2 separate regions of the Homo sapiens genome follow, and region 1 is linked to region 2. A link is a loop called in an ENCODE intact Hi-C map of the cell type or tissue named here. Cell type or tissue: A673. All regions are shown on one strand. Each heading gives the region's core, and the rest is flanking DNA. Links, peaks and the distances in the headings are about the cores only. Region 1 overlaps NOVA1-DT (NOVA1 divergent transcript). Region 2 has its middle 200 kb from the start of NOVA1.

Region 1 (2,928 bases), core at 188-2,687, 330 kb after region 2:
TGGCTTCTGAAAAGAATTCATCCTGGGATACAAAATGTCATCAAGGATCTGGCTCCATTTGTTTGTAAGCTTTTGTGTCTGCTGCCCTCGGCACGTTGGCATCATATTCAGGCACCTCTCTTCTGGAAACAATAATGATTACAGAATTCCAAACTTCAAACACTCTTCTTACTCTCCAGAGGCTGAGTTATCCTGGGAGAATTTCTGAATGAATTACTGTGGCTTGTGGGTATGGAGTGCATATGCCCCATCCCTGGCTTTGAGAGAGAAGTAAATTCCTCAGAAGATTCTGTATCTCAAATGAAAACAAGATGCTAATAGGAAGGGGAAAGGGGAAAATTGGCGCTGAGAAGGCAACCAATAAACATTGGCTGCACTTGGCTTTGAAGGAAGTGAAGAATACAGGCTTGTATTCTTGTATCTAACTTGTAAGTTTAGATTCCAGGCAGAAGGAGTGATGTGGCAATCAGTAAGAAAAAAATCATGGAGATGATTTTTAGCCAGAGTGTAAAGAAATAGTTATATATTGATGAATTATGTGATCGAAAACTTTTATATGGTCTTGAAGATTAGATTAAAGATGCTAAGTTTAGAAGTTATATCATGGAATGGATACTCTAGTGTAAAATTTGCCCATTGAGACTAATAATTCTCCCCCTCCACCTGCTTTTCATGGATATAGCAGCCAGTAAAAGCTATTCCAAAGATACGAGAACAATTACCAAGACCCTTTTAGTTATGTATACAAAAAGCAATAGTCTTAGGGATGGCTGAAGTTACCTGAGTGCAGATGTTGTAGACTAGGAAATTAAGTATAGCTTTCTTGATATGCATTGTAACCATACTGGTAGTTTCATCTGCAATTTCTAAAACTCCTACTATGGAAAAACTGTCATGGAACTGATCTCCTCATGGCATAGCCATACACAGTTTGAGTTGTTGATGTTCACAGCTGGCAATATTTTTAAGACTGAATAATTACAGAATTTGTTGATGTTAGGTTCTATATTCCAGTGTAATTATCTTCTTGAAATCAAATTAAAATATACTTCTGTGACAGGTAGAAGGGCTTTGGTTGAAAAGAATACACCGTCTCCCTATTATCTAAGGTGGTCTCCCGAAACAGGAAATAAGGTCTAAGGATATGTGTTACACCTTGTTGGGGGAAAACAAATATAAGTTTCTTGTTGTATTCTGTGACTGTTTTATTCTGGACTAGGAACTGTGCATAGTCAAAGTATTCCCACTGGTTAGGAGTAACCTGGTTTTTAATCTCATTTTGACAGCATTGGAAATGGATGGGGAGAAGGCCTGATGAAAATTACTGAGGAAGCCTCTTAGCCTATGTGCTCTGAGAGTAGTGACACCTAGCAGTCGTTGTAAGTAGTTCCCCGTTTGCACTTTACCTTCATTTTTACGCAAATCTTTAGTAAAAACTATGTATCTTAAATATATAGTTTCATCTCTGCTGAGCCATAGGAAATAAAAATGGGTGTATAGCTTATGCCAGGCCAGTGCTGAGAAGAAAACCAATAAACATTTAGGGATGATTCTGACTAATCCTTCAATGCCAGAGCAGTGGTCTAGCAATGGCCCCCACTTGAGGACAGCTGTGAAAAATGGAGGCCTAGTCTTAGGAGGGTCAGCAGCAGTAATGGAGGCAGTGGGGCCACCTGGTGGAGACACTGGAGAGATTGAAATATTCCAGACTATAATAAAACACGCAGAAATGTTACTGAGTAGAGAAACAAGGCTCTCTGAAGGGACATAAGTAATTGGGACATTCTGATGGGGATTATTAAACAAAAATATAATTTATATCATACTCAAAGGCTGGCAAGGTAAGGACATTTGGCTAATAATATTATAAGGAGCCAGGGTAATAATAGTATAAAAAACAGTACTGGAGGAGCATCATATAATACCATTAGTCATGTATAGGGTAGATCATAAGGCAGAATAAACTAAAGATCAGGGTGACCAGTGGAAGAGTGAATGAGAAATAAATACCATTAATGGGTTTTAAATTCCTCTGTTTCAAAAGAATCTGCAAACTTTAGGGTTGAATAAAAATGTGTTTTGTGTGTGGTGTGAGCCGATGGTAGTTGAAAAGAAAATAGTTCAATCTGGAAAAGAAAAATAAATTAGAGAATAAGCTCTAAGATCTAGATCCCTTTTTCCATTTCTTGCCCACCACAGTTCAGTCTAGATCTGAAAGTCACACTAAGTCCCCCCTTCCAAGAACACTGGCATGATTCACCAACACCATGATTTAATTTGGTCTCTCTCTACTTAGAAGCAAAGTTTGATCGGAAAAACAAAACTGAATGTTTCCTTATCATGGCCATGTTTGTACTTCTTAAACTATGGAAGTAATTTTAGGAGACACGTAGAGTATCCAACATCATTCCTCTTTCTTTCTTTCTCTTTCTTTCTTTCTTTCTTTCTTTTCTTTCTTTCTTTCTTTCTTTTCTTTATTTGCTTTCTTTCTTTCTTTCCTTTCTTTCTTTCTCCTTCCTTCCTTCATTCCCTCCCTCCCTCCTTCCTTCCTCCCTCCCTCCCTCTCTCTGTCTCTCTCTCTCTCTTTCTTTCTTGAGACTTCTTTCTTTCTTGAGACAGGGTCTCACTCTGTCATCAGGATGGAGTGCAGTGGTGCAATCTTGGCTCACTGTAACCTATGCCCCCAGGCCCAAGCAATTCTCGTGCCTCAGCCTCCCGTGTAGCTGGGACTATAGTCACATGCCACCATGCCCAGCTAATTTTTGTATTTTCAGTAGAGATGGGGTTTTTCCATGTTGCCCAGGATGGTCTCAAACGCCTGGCCTCAAGTGATCCACCCACTTCGTCCTCCCAAAGTGCTCCAACATCATTTCTATCCCCAGTTGTATTTTAATGGGTATGATGAATTTGGGAATAATAAATTATATT
Region 2 (2,928 bases), core at 91-2,590:
CATGCTAGATTAATAGTTTAAATAAAATGTCAAGTATCGGATTGCCATGGAAACATTAATACAAAGTGGACCCAGTGGCACTTTGTGCTGTAGAATTACAATGATATGAATTACCTCGGTCTCCAGACACCTTCCGAAATGGCCAGGGCTGCATCCCTGAAATATGGGTCATTCAAGCACAAAGGAAGAAATGGTATGGACTGCTCCTACTCAGTCATGTTCCCATGCACACAGCTATAAGCTGGGCAAATGCCAGTTTCTTTTAAAAGACAGACGCAGGTAATGCAGGCAGATGTTGCTGTGATATGGTTCTCCCTTCTCGTGGAAAAACCAGTGAGAATGGGATGCCAGCTTTAGTGGTCTTCAGTCCTGGGGGAGGGGAGAGTGTGTCAAGAGTGTGTCAGTCACCCAGGGGTTAGAGCTCAGGAAGGCGCAGCATGCACTTTGGGGCGTGCTCCAGGACCTCTCTATGAAACACGTGTTCCAACTGCCTCCCCCAGCCTGATTAGCAGAGCACTGCTGATTATGTTATGCAAATGATAGGAGATGGATTTCACATTTCCCCCAGCCAGGCTTTGCACAGCTTTGCATTTATTATTCCCCTTTAAAAATACGGAGTCCTCAGAGAAGGGGAACGGCTCGTTTTTATTTGATCGCCAGCAGAGTTGGCACAGACCTGTCAAGCAATCATCCTGGGCTGTGATCTGCAAAGCTGCCCTTTGTTGTTCAATTCCCCCCACCCCCCAGATTGTTTACAAGACACGCAGAGACATCTGCATGCCTCAAAACAAGTTATTTCCTGATTCGGCACAACTTGTCAGCCTGGGTGATGAAAATGTTACAGCATTTGCTGACAAGCCATCAGATAAACCTGGAGTTACGTCCCCAGCACCTTGTCCTCATTCACAGCTCAGGATGGTAAACATTAGCAGGTCCTGGTTCTAGATGATTGTGCAATCAGCCATCTGCCCCTTAGCACTTCTAATAGTGCTTTCTACTCAATGGTGTTTGTCCATCACCAGAAAAACAGTGACTAGATTTCTCTCTGTTTGGAAATAGGAGGATTATGCTTGTGTTTGCTGCATTCCCAATAAGGTCTAGAAATCAAGGTTGGGTCTCTTGAATTTTAGATAAAAGTCTTGAGTGTCTTCAATTTAAATATTTCTATGCCCCATGTCGTAGTAAGATGTTTCCTTCCATTCCTTCTGTATATGTGAAAGTCAAGAAAACATAGTATAGCTTTCTATTAGCCTTTCTTCTCTCCACCTCTCTTCCTCCCCATTGATTCTGCCCCCACCTCCCACCCCAGGGAGGAAGTAATATAATTTGTATAAAATGATCCACTGGAAATTAATGTGGCAGAGATTAGCTGACATATCCAACTCCCCCTCCAGAAGAATTTATATGATGATTTCTCCTGATTTACAAGACACAGCCTAGCAACAGTATGAGCTCATCGAAGTGGGGAAAAATGGCTGCTTGTCACAACTTGGTAAGAGCTCCACAGATCTTTGTCAAATGGAAATAAAACTCTGTAGCTCTAGAAAGGTGTATTAAATCAGAGATTCATAATTCAGCTTTGCAAATAGCTACTCGCCACCTACCTCTGGTGAATCACAACTCTTTCCAGACATGTGGCATAGAATACCGACATATATATATATATATATATATATATATATATATATATATATACACACACACATACACATCATATATATATAGGCACACATGCACATCATATATATATATATATACACATACACATATATACTTGCACATACATGAGAAGTGGATGTTATCTTCATTTTTTAGATGGAAAAAACAAGACAGAGAAAGTTTGTATGACTGTTTGGGTTGTAATGTAATGTAACGTAGTCGGAATTCAAATACAGGTTTATGTTGATTCAGTCCATGGTTTATACACCAGTGAGAAAACTTGTAGTTTCCAGTGGCAGCGAACCCAATGCAAGTTGATGTATACAATAGAGGGAATTGGTTGTCTCCCATAACTGAAAAAGCCAGAGGTTGGCTTCACTGGAAGCTTGCTCCAGCAGTTTAAATGATAGTGCAAAGGCATAATTTCTTAGTCTATCTACACTTATGTTTCTTAAAGGAGGTTTATCCTCAGGTTCCACACTGTGGCAAAGCAGCTCTTTCTCTCCCAGCAGGATGCCACAGTGCTTCCCCGGTGGTTCTGAATGGTACATCTTCAACATGCCAACCAGAAAAGAAAGACTGATTTTTAACTCCCAGAGAAGAGGAAGCTCCTCTTTCTTAGAAATATCTTCTATTAAGTCGTAGAATCTGATACAATTACATTCCCATCCTTGAACCAGTCCCTTGGTTAGAGGAAATGGGCCAATCAAGGCTGACATCTAAAATTAGAGGTGAGAATGCCACAGAAACCAAATGGCTAAGAATGAAGAAGAGAGATACTGTCCCTCAATGCTTGTCCAAAACAACAATAGAAAGACAAAAAAACAAGTGTTTCCTCTTTACCCTTCTAATATGTGATAGAGACAATGAAGCAAAAGACATCTATACAATGGACTTAAGAGCACATATAAAGCACATTCAAACATGGAAAGTAAAAAAGAGCAGAGAAAGACCACTGAAGGAGTTCTTTTGGTTAGATAAGAAACAAACAAAGGCAAAGTTCCAATATAGAAAGTTTAAGTAGTTTTATTGTTGTCGGTAGTGGGTGGTTGTTTTGTTTTTCGCAGGAAATAGCTAAGAGCTGTAAGGAAAAGCTGAAGTGCAAAAGTGGAGAAATCAATCATCTCAGGGATAGAATATACATGCTCTTTGCTGTTAGAGAAGTAAGAGAAATGATTTTGATGAGGCTAAGTGATATATTCTGAAAAGCTGAACAATCTAGGCTTTCTAATTATATGAAATATCAAACTGCTGCAGATTTTGAACTGA

The links. A loop is a pair of places that touch in the nucleus more often than their neighbours do. Peaks named below come from ENCODE experiments on the same cell type or tissue, not always from the same donor. Only the 100,000 strongest peaks of a DNase experiment are listed, where the experiment ranks them.
Region 1: a loop joins it to region 2, with 4 times the contacts of the local background. A loop is called at or near these places in 14 of 110 quality-filtered maps.

What each region holds. Positions count from the first base shown.
Region 1 is chr14:26,729,778-26,732,705 of GRCh38, forward strand. The region is part of intron 3 of NOVA1-DT (NOVA1 divergent transcript); the gene reads left to right. Among named protein-coding and RNA genes, the nearest start is that of LINC02293, 78 kb to the right of the region's middle. In A673, for the core only: a CTCF peak has its summit at 1,668 (motif pointing left); a DNase peak (open chromatin) is centred at 1,644.
Region 2 is chr14:26,400,879-26,403,806 of GRCh38, forward strand. No RefSeq gene overlaps it. Among named protein-coding and RNA genes, the nearest start is that of NOVA1, 200 kb to the right of the region's middle. In A673, for the core only: no CTCF peak of the experiment used is centred there; no DNase peak of the experiment used is centred there.